Regions from separate parts of the Mus musculus genome. Here region 1 is linked to region 2. The links are chromatin loops, found by intact Hi-C in ENCODE. Cell type or tissue: gastrocnemius. All regions are shown on one strand. Links, peaks and the distances in the headings refer to the core of each region. The heading gives the core; the rest is flanking DNA. Region 1 overlaps Padi1 (peptidyl arginine deiminase, type I). Region 2 overlaps Crocc (ciliary rootlet coiled-coil, rootletin).

What was found. Peaks named below come from ENCODE experiments on the same cell type or tissue, not always from the same donor. Only the 100,000 strongest peaks of a DNase experiment are listed, where the experiment ranks them.
Region 1: a loop joins it to region 2, with 1.9 times the contacts of the local background. A loop is called at or near these places in 1 of 42 quality-filtered maps.

Annotation. Positions count from the first base shown.
Region 1 is chr4:140,812,742-140,817,118 of GRCm38, forward strand. It overlaps Padi1 (peptidyl arginine deiminase, type I), which reads right to left. Exons shown (of 16, transcript NM_011059.2): 16 at 240-2,113. The coding sequence ends at 1,880. Gm13032 (predicted gene 13032) reads left to right here. Exons shown (of 3, transcript NR_045944.1): 2 at 453-1,526; 3 at 3,955-4,377. Among named protein-coding and RNA genes, the nearest start is that of Gm13032, 3.9 kb to the left of the region's middle. In gastrocnemius, for the core only: a CTCF peak has its summit at 2,008; DNase peaks (open chromatin) are centred at 130, 2,030 and 3,744; H3K4me3 peaks cover 1,379 bases; H3K27ac peaks cover 998 bases.
Region 2 is chr4:141,029,568-141,033,944 of GRCm38, forward strand. It overlaps Crocc (ciliary rootlet coiled-coil, rootletin), which reads right to left. Exons shown (of 37, transcript NM_172122.2): 20 at 3,235-3,404; 21 at 1,325-1,504; 22 at 582-716; 23 at 126-269. Among named protein-coding and RNA genes, the nearest start is that of Mfap2, 21 kb to the left of the region's middle. In gastrocnemius, for the core only: a CTCF peak has its summit at 2,395 (motif pointing left); DNase peaks (open chromatin) are centred at 2,382 and 4,190; H3K4me3 peaks cover 577 bases; H3K27ac peaks cover 1,665 bases.

The DNA.
Region 1 (4,377 bases), core at 129-4,128, 220 kb before region 2:
GCAGGCGGGGGGGGGGGGGGCGGCGCGGGGGAGTGGCCATGGATCAAGGATTCTGTCGAATCAGCGGCTGTCTGGCATTCACCTGCCTCAGCCCAGGAAGCTGCTCAGCTGACAAGGGCCGCCTGAGGCCCTGCTGGCACCGAGCCTAGGGATCTGTGCTAGGGTGTGGAGATCAGGGAAGCTGGCCCCTCATTTTCTTATCCCTCTGTCGGCCCAGGCGCAAATGAGGCAGCCAGTTAAAGAATGCACAACGATGTTTTTATTGATGAGAAAGACGGTGGCCAGTCAGCCAGGACCCCAGACAGCCTGAGCGGCAACTCCAGAGTCCCCATCATGTGGTGCTGAAGACTTGCTCCCATGGTCGCCTGTCTCCTCTCCTCTTCAGAGGTCGGGCATCGCCCCAACCCTTCTCATCCTCCTTTATCTTCTTCTTCTCCTTCTCCGTGTCTCAGCTGCAGCCGGGCCATGCTCATAGAGGAGGCTGTTCGTGCAGAGAGCCTACAAATGGGGTTCCAGTTCCACAGACCCTTCTGGAAGGGGGAAGAGCCAATGCCTACTAGGCCATGCCTAGCCTAACACTTTCATGGAAGCCTTCGCTAACTGAGTGTCCGCCGGTTATGAAGTGACAGCAGCTGCCTCAAGTCTGGGGTGGCACCAGAAACTACTAAAAATACCAAGACAGAATCCAGTGGCCTGTGGTGGCTCCTGGACCACAGGAGGAAGATGGCAGGCCTCTGCCAGCCATGCCCTGCAGCTGGGTCTGCCTGCCTGCTTGCCTCCACATGCCTCTGTTACCTCAGCTGGTGCTATTAGCCTCCAGGCCAGCTGTCTGTCCTACTGGGGGTGGGGGTGGGGGACACAGGCCTGCCATGGGGTTTACTGGGGCAGTACAAATGTTGTGTAGGGTCCCTGGCTGCTAGGGGAGTGTGGGCCCTTCCCTCCCACTGCCTGCAGCAGGATCGGGAGTAATTAGAGACTATTAGAGGAAATTAGGCCTCACCTCCAGATGTAACTTAATGACCTACCCCACCCTCTCCTAATACCTTGGGCCCCACCCCCTCCACATCTGGACCAACAGCCTTCAGGTTCAGGGGCCCTAAACACCCAGCCACGAGTCCCAGGCTTCCAGGTTCCCCACCCCAAGATGGGCAAGCTCTCTGCTTTCCTGGTCCAACCTTCCTGCCCACCCCCACCCACGCTTGCAGACTTACGACGGGCTCCCTATGGCCCGCGGCATCTTCCAACAGGAAGCACCAGGGCTCATAATTAAAGGCTGCTCCGGCAGGTAACGAGCATCCTGCAGAGGTCGGACTGGATGGAGTTGAGCATTAGAGGGGCTTTTGTGCCTGCTCGCTTTCAAGGACTGAGTTTTCCTGCCCTTGCTTGCCTCCGTTGAACTGAACGGTGCCAGAGGGCCATGGCCTGAGGTCCTTTGGGAAGAAGGACGCCCCAAATCTTCCTTTACATCTTACGCAATCCAGGAGTCATATGAAACCACGGTGCTCTTGCCCCAGGGTCCTGGCAAGGTGGGCATTTCGTTCCAGAGCTATTTTTCTCGGGTTTCAGAGAGGTGGAGGGTTGGGGGTGGGACAGCTCAAAGTGGGGCGTGGCTGCGGAGGCCACACCTTGAACAGGCTCAACTTCCGGCCTTGACCCTCTCAGGGCTCTAGCTGGGAATGGGAGAAGGAAAAGTGGCGATAGTCTCCAGGGCAGGGCAGGCGACTCCAGGAACGAAGAAGTGTGTTGTCCTCCTGGCGCTCAGCTGACCACAGTAGCCAGCCCACTTTCAGGCCCAAGGAGGGTGGAGGCTGGTTCGTGGCCCTTGCCCTTGCCCTGGGACTCCCATCAGCTGGGAAGCAAGGGTGGTGGTCGGGCAGGCTCAGGGCACGGAGTTCCACCACTTAAAGGTAAAAGGTTTCCTCCGCACGTTGGTGCCACAGTGGATCTCTCCGAGCAGTTGGTGGTAAAAGAGAAAGTCGTCGATAAAGACGCAGCGCAGACCCAGCGGCTCCAGCAGGGAGCGCACCTTCTCCTCCAGGCAGCAGCGACCATTGATGAGCGGGCCGAAGGGCTTAGGGATGCCCAGGTACTTGCCGAGAACCACCATGTTGACCTGCGAGAGAGAGGAAGAAGAGTCTCAGTGGCCCCGGATGCACCGCACCGCTGGACTCCTTCTGGGTTCTGGCTCTGCTGATCCATCCTCTGCAGAATTAGGGGTTGGTCAGGAACTCGGGTCTCAGATTGGGTTGGGGTATGTGCCCATTATAAATTGGGAGTCGTAAGCAGAAAGATGGTGAGTCTGAGGCTAGCCTGGGCTACATAAATAAGACATATCTCAAAAAAAAAAGTAAGAGGTGGGGAAGGCTTGCCGGGGGTAGCTCAGTGGTACAATGTTTCCTGCGGTAACAACCCGGGGCTTGGCTAACTGTACCAATGGCGGTCTGCGGTCCTCCAGTTCCTTCTTCCATCTTTTGTCATATTGTAACAAGTTTGTCACAACCAGAGATGAAATGTGCTAACTGTCCTCACCATTAAGTCTCAAACTCAGGTCAAATGGCCACCTGAGGTGCCTTTTTAATCTATCAAAGCTGCTCTGGCCACCAGGTTCTCCCAGCATCCCTCAGTCCCTACCTGTTACGGGGTCCTCCTGGCTGGCACACCAGAACCTCTACTCTGAACCCTTGAGCCCAGGGACCAGGCTGCCCTTCCCTCTATAATCCAGCCATTTTGGTTACTCAGCCCCCCACCTTTATTTTTTTTTTTTTGTCTACTCTTTTATTTTCCTGTCTCTGTCTCTCCTCCTCCCTCTTCTCACATGACCCAGCTCAGGAAGGGTCTGTTCACTCTGGCTATATGCTCCCTTTTATCTAAAAAACAAAACAAAAACCAAAAACTCCCTTTTATCTCTGCCACGTTTAGGAGCAGTCATATCTCCTGTGTGTGTGTGTGTATGTGTGTGTGTGTATCTTTCACTCACTAGCGTGGCGACACCTCTGCAGTACACAGCTTGCCTGGCTGTTCACAGCATCCTGTTAGTCCTCAGCCCTTACTGAGAATCCGTGTACTCCAGAAAGGTCATCCCTAAATCTCACAGTCCTCCCCACCCCCTGCCCCGGGGTTGTGGTTCAGACAGGTCAAGTAACATTACCAAGGTCACAAAAACTTGTTGCCCACTCCATGGGCTGGGGTGCACATGTTGGAGGGGGGGGGAGGTTGCAGGGAATCCAAGGGCAGGGAGAAGAATAAGAAGCCATGCTTATTGCCATGGTTAGGACTCTGCTCCTAGAGTTAAGAGTTTGAGGCCAGCCTGGTCTGCAAAGTGAGTTGCTGTTTCATAGAGTGACCTTGTCTGGGGGTGGGGTGGGGGTGGGAGGAGTCCAAGATCATGAGCTATAATCTCAGCCACGCCCAGTGGTCCTTCAGTGTTTCAGATGCAAGCAGCCATTAGCACACGTGGCTGGGTAGGTTAAAATCACTTCCTGTCTCAGGTTGTTATCTGCAAGCCACACGTCATCCCGATGGCTTGGGGGATGCCATGTTACACTGCAGACTGCCAGAGAGCTTGCCCAAGCAGGGAAAGCTCAAGCAGAAGGCACAGGCTCCCTTCAAGCAGCCCTGATCAGTGGGGATGGATTTTACACTCCTGGTACTCTTGGTTGTTACAGGAGGCCAGAGATGTGGTTAAATACCTTGGGATGCCCAGCCGCGGGAGGCTCAGGGGGAAAACTCCTGTTTCTGAGGAACAGCTTGGCGTCCTGCCAGCCTGGACTCTGGACTTGGGACAGCCAAGGACAGCCAGGAACCTAGGTACTCCCTCACTCCAGCCTGCACACTCCTCCCCTAACTCAGTTCTGCTCTGGTCTTGACAGAGGAGAGGTACCCAAGTTAAAGGCACAGTAGAGAAGGGGGGACACTTCCCACTCCAGAGCCTCACCACTTATCCTTTCCTGACAGGAAATGGGCTGACTGGCTGGCTGCTTCGATAGCATCACTCAGACCCCGCCCAACTGAGGGCTCTTGGCCTCATCTGCCTGTCAACTGCCTAATGGTTATGATTTGTTCTGCCTTCCTGGAAGCCCTACACAGCAGTCCCTTGTGGGAGCCACAAGTGTAGGAACTAAACAAGCCAGTGAACCTCTGGACAGAAGGCAGAAACATCCCGTCTACCTTTCCATCTAGAAAATGTGAGCTTCTTTGGGTGTGACTGGCTTCCCTGCTGAGGGGTATCTAGCAGCCCTTCCAGCTGCTGCCCACTGGGTACCAAAGACACCAGCTCACTGTGGCCATCAGCGACGCCCAGGATACGCATCTGCCCCACTTAGGAACTGCAGAACCAGCTGCCTCAGTATCCACCTGTCCTCGTACCCACCCACCGGG
Region 2 (4,377 bases), core at 225-4,224:
CTGTTTACAGCCCCCTCTCTGAGGTAACCACTGTCTGTCCTCACGCAGGCAGGAGGACTCCCAGAACCAGCCCCAGCATACACGCAGCAGCCCTCAGTGATGCCAGGACAGTAGCGTCAGTTCACCTCCCGCATGCAGGCCTCCCGCTGCCGGCCCAGGTTCCCCGTCCGTTCCTCCAGCTCTTTCACCGTCTGGGCATGGGCGGCAGTGGCTTCCTCCAGCTGGGCCCGGAGGTCTCGAAGTTCAGATGTCAGGGCGTTCAGTGTGTTCTGAAGTGACCAAGATCCTCACGCTTATTCCTGACGTGGCCCCCAACACCCACCCCGCTGCACTGCTCAACCCCAGGACTAGCCCTCCCAGGGGCCTACCAAACCTCGGTGCCTTCCTTGAAGCTCACCTCTCTATACTAGTAGTCTCACCAAGGTGGAGCTGGTGGCCACCTCCTTCAGTTGGGGGTCCTGAAGGAAGGGCTGGACCTTCCACACAACCTGGCAGCATCTCCAGGCCCTCCACTCTAACAAGCCCCTTCAAGCCATGCTGGTTTCCCCTTGGTCACAGGCCCAGCTGGGCTGCCTACCTACCCGGTCCTGTTCCTGCCGGCTCTGGGCATCTCGCTTCTGCCGTTCCATCTCCAGAGAGATGGCAGCCAGACTGTGCCGAGTTCCCATCAACTTCTCCGACAGCGCCGTCTTCTCGGACTCCTTCAGGGACAAGGCCTAGGCAGAGGCAAGGATGACAGGCCTTAGGGTGTGGCTGGGCCTTTCTCCTAGCCTTCCGCTGGTGCTGGCTCGCAACAATGGCCCACCACTGGAGGACGAAGGGCAGAGGCGCCTGCTAAGGAACAGCAGCAGAACCCGGGTGTGGACATGATCTACAGATCTAACTGATGCTTCAACTTCCCCCCTGGAGGTGAAGACTTCCTTGAGTCTCAGTTACAGATGAGAAAGCTGTAGCTCAGGGGGAATGTGATTTGCCCAGGGCGACAAAGCAGGAGATAATCAAGTCTGACCTGCTCCATTACCTTACAGAAAACCAAGAATTAACAATTTGGAAGGATCAGCAAGTGCCTATGGGCACAGCCCAGTCAGAGGCATCCAGCCTGAGGCAAGCGGAGGCAGGAGACCGGAAGACAGCATGCCCTGTGCCACCTGTCACTGTCACTGTGCTAGGCCTCCAACTCTCCTGCCCTGCAGTGAGAGCTGAGACCCCGGAAGAACCTGGCTGCTTCCTGCACTCCTAGCTGCTGGGTGGGGGTGCGCTGGGCAGAGGGGGAGAGCCCCAGAGCTGTCCCACTACTCCCCACCCCCCTCCCCAGCTCACAGACCTGCTGCTTTTCGCTCTCTGCCAGCAGCAGGCCCTCGTCCCGCTCCTGCTGCAGCGCGGCAATCTCCTTGCTCAGCTCCTCCTTCTCGGCCTCCATCCGTGCCAGCAGCTCCTCTCGCTCCTGCTGCAGCTGGCCCTGCAGCTGGGCCCGCTCTGCCTGAAGCTCCCGCCATGCAGCCTCCTGAGGGCCAGAGCAGGGCTATGTGACACACTAGGAGGGGCCCACAAGGTTCCTTGCAGACGTCGGGTCAGAAGAAGGCACAAACACCCCAGAGCTAAGAGCCGTGCCACCAGGTCACTGCAGGGCAGGGCACTGGAAGCTGTGCTGAGGTCACCTCAGGTCTGTGAAGACAACAGGGAACCCCAGTGGCCTGGGATGAGAACAGGAATGCCCCTGGGGAGGATGGTCAGCAGCCATCCAGGGAGGGGGAGAACTAGGCCAGCAGTGTAGCCTGGAGGCTGGGACACGGTGACAGTGGGCCAAAGCCACAGGCACAGGCACTGGTCTGACCAGGTGAGCTGTGGCACTGAGGGCTAAGGGGACAATGGGGACCCCCAAGCCCAGGTGATAGACAACCCGAATGTTATTTTTTAAACTTTTAGGTTTATTCATGTGTGTGAATATTTGTCTGCAAGTATGTCTATGCACCATGTGCACGCCTGATGCTTCTGGCGGTTAGAAGATGGCATTGGATTCCCTGGAACTAAAGTTACAGATGGTTGTGAGCCATCGTGTGGATGCTGGAAACCAAAACCAGGTCCTCTAGAAGAGCAGCAAGTGCTCTTAGCTGCTGGGCCATCTCTCCAACTCTGTTCAGACAGCTAGAGGGTTGTGTAGAGGAAATAAGGCTGGATGCAAAAAACCTCTGGGACTCAGACTGTCAGAGAAGCTGAAGAGAATACAGGCTTGTGGGCACTGACAAGGCCAGGAAAGGTGGTGCCAGGGGCCACAGCGCATGGCTCACTGGGAACATGATACAGCCATGGCAAGGACAGCTTTCTCAGGGTGAGGGCACTGCCTGTCTCTGGTGGTGGGTGAGGCCCTTCTTCAGGCGCTGCCCTGCCACCTACTGGCCATATGTGGTAATTTCCACCCAAATCCGTGGAGGTGGGGGACAAGGGAGGCATCTTTTTCACCACTCTATGAGTCCTGCACGGGGACCATAGCTGTTGGAGGCCGCCCTGCCCAGGCTGTTTTTGAAGCCCTGTCCTGGGAAACACTCCGTGCTGGGGATTCTCAAGTAACAGGAACTGCCAGGAAATTTACTAAGCACTTGGTGGCTGCGCTAACCCCTTCACAGGACCCCATAGCAATCTATCCGTTTCTATGGAAGGAAAAATGAAGGCACAAAAACCTTATATGGCATCAGTGGAGTGAGACCAAGGTCAGACTCAAACTCAGGAAATACAAGCTGACTCAAGTGTGCAAGTGACTTCCCTGGCACGCCCTGCCCTGTCAGTCCTGAACCTTATTGATGAAGTAGAAGCTTTCTACTGGACACTTGTTTGTTTTGAAACAAGGCCTCTCGTCATGTAGCCCTGGCTATTCTGGAACTATGTAGACCAGACTGGTCTCGAACTCTAAGATCTGCCTGCCTCTGCTTTCTGGGTGCTAGGATTAAAGGTGTACGCCACCACACCCTGCTTTCTGCTGTATGCTACACCGGCCTTGCTCCAATGACTGTGGGTCTCCATCAGGTTTAGACCTGGTTTGGGGCCTGGAGCTCTATGTATCTGATAAGGACAACCACCCTCACCCCTTATCTTCTCAGCTACCCCCAGCTATATATCCTCATATCTTCTATGGCAGGCATCTGTTTCACAGATATGGAAACTGAGGCAGGGCAAGACAGAGGAGAGCACAGAGACAGGGAGACTCAGAGCCCTGCCCACTCCTCCCCAGGACCAAACCTTCTCATGCTGCAGTCTCTGGAGATCCTCCTCATGGGCTGCCCGCTGCTCCCGCAGAGAGGCCTGTGCCTCCCGCTCGGCTTGCACTAGCTTCTGGGTCATCAGCTCCTTGTCCAAGGCTGCCTTCTCTTCTGTGGATGTTACCTGCTGCCGTAGGCCTGCCAGCTCCCCTGCACAAGAGGGACGGATGGCAGGAAGGCAGGGCTGAGTCACATGTCCCTCTGGACCGGCAGACTTGGGCTGTATGAGCCACACGGGCAAAATCAGGTGAGAACACTTTCGTGGCACCAATGCTGACTTCCTTGAGGGAGTGGCTCACCCCTCTGGGTACCAGTTCCCCACCTGCCTCACGGGCTCACTGGCTCTGCTCTCCTCATGGACAGGGGACAGAATGGCTGGTGAAAAGGGCACCACAGAGAAGAAGGATATCAAAGACACAGTGTCTCTGTCACTGACACGCTTGCTGGGTCAATGCAATCCATATGCCCTAGCACATCACAGTACTTGGCTTGGATGATGCGCCTGGTTAGTTTAACCTCATCCTCGTCAAAGACGATGCTCCAAGACCAGCAACCACTCAAGCTTTATGGAGTGTCTCCACTAGGGACAGTGCCCCTCACTGAGGGACAAAGCAGGAGGCATGTCCCACCTGGACCTGTGTATGTCGCCCAGGTGTGAGCCCAACAGCATTGCCCTCCCTGGGTCTGTGTGACTCTGGAAAGTTGCTTTCCATGACCCCCACAGCTGCTGAGCTACTGTGCTGAGCTGGAAGGACCGAGTACAGAGTGTGGGGCGCGTGCGGGAACCCTGGGCTGGGACCATGGGACTGAGATTCACGACAGCAGCTGATGGAGCCCAGAGTTCTCTAAGGACCTCAGAACCCTCCAGCCTCCCTGATGACGAAGCAGCAGCAGCCACAGCTGGCACTCTGCCAAGGCCTTCGCTAGCTCCTTCACCTCATCCTGGCAACAGGCTAGGCAGGTGGCCATGCCCCTACCTCTGGTGCCAAAGGAACCTAACTCAGAGAGGGAAGGGCCTGTTCAGGGAGCCATGTGACAGCCCTGGATAAGGAACCCAGGCCAGCCATAGCCATGCACCTCACTCAGGGCTCCTAACTTCTGACTGACTCCTGCTTAAGTCTAG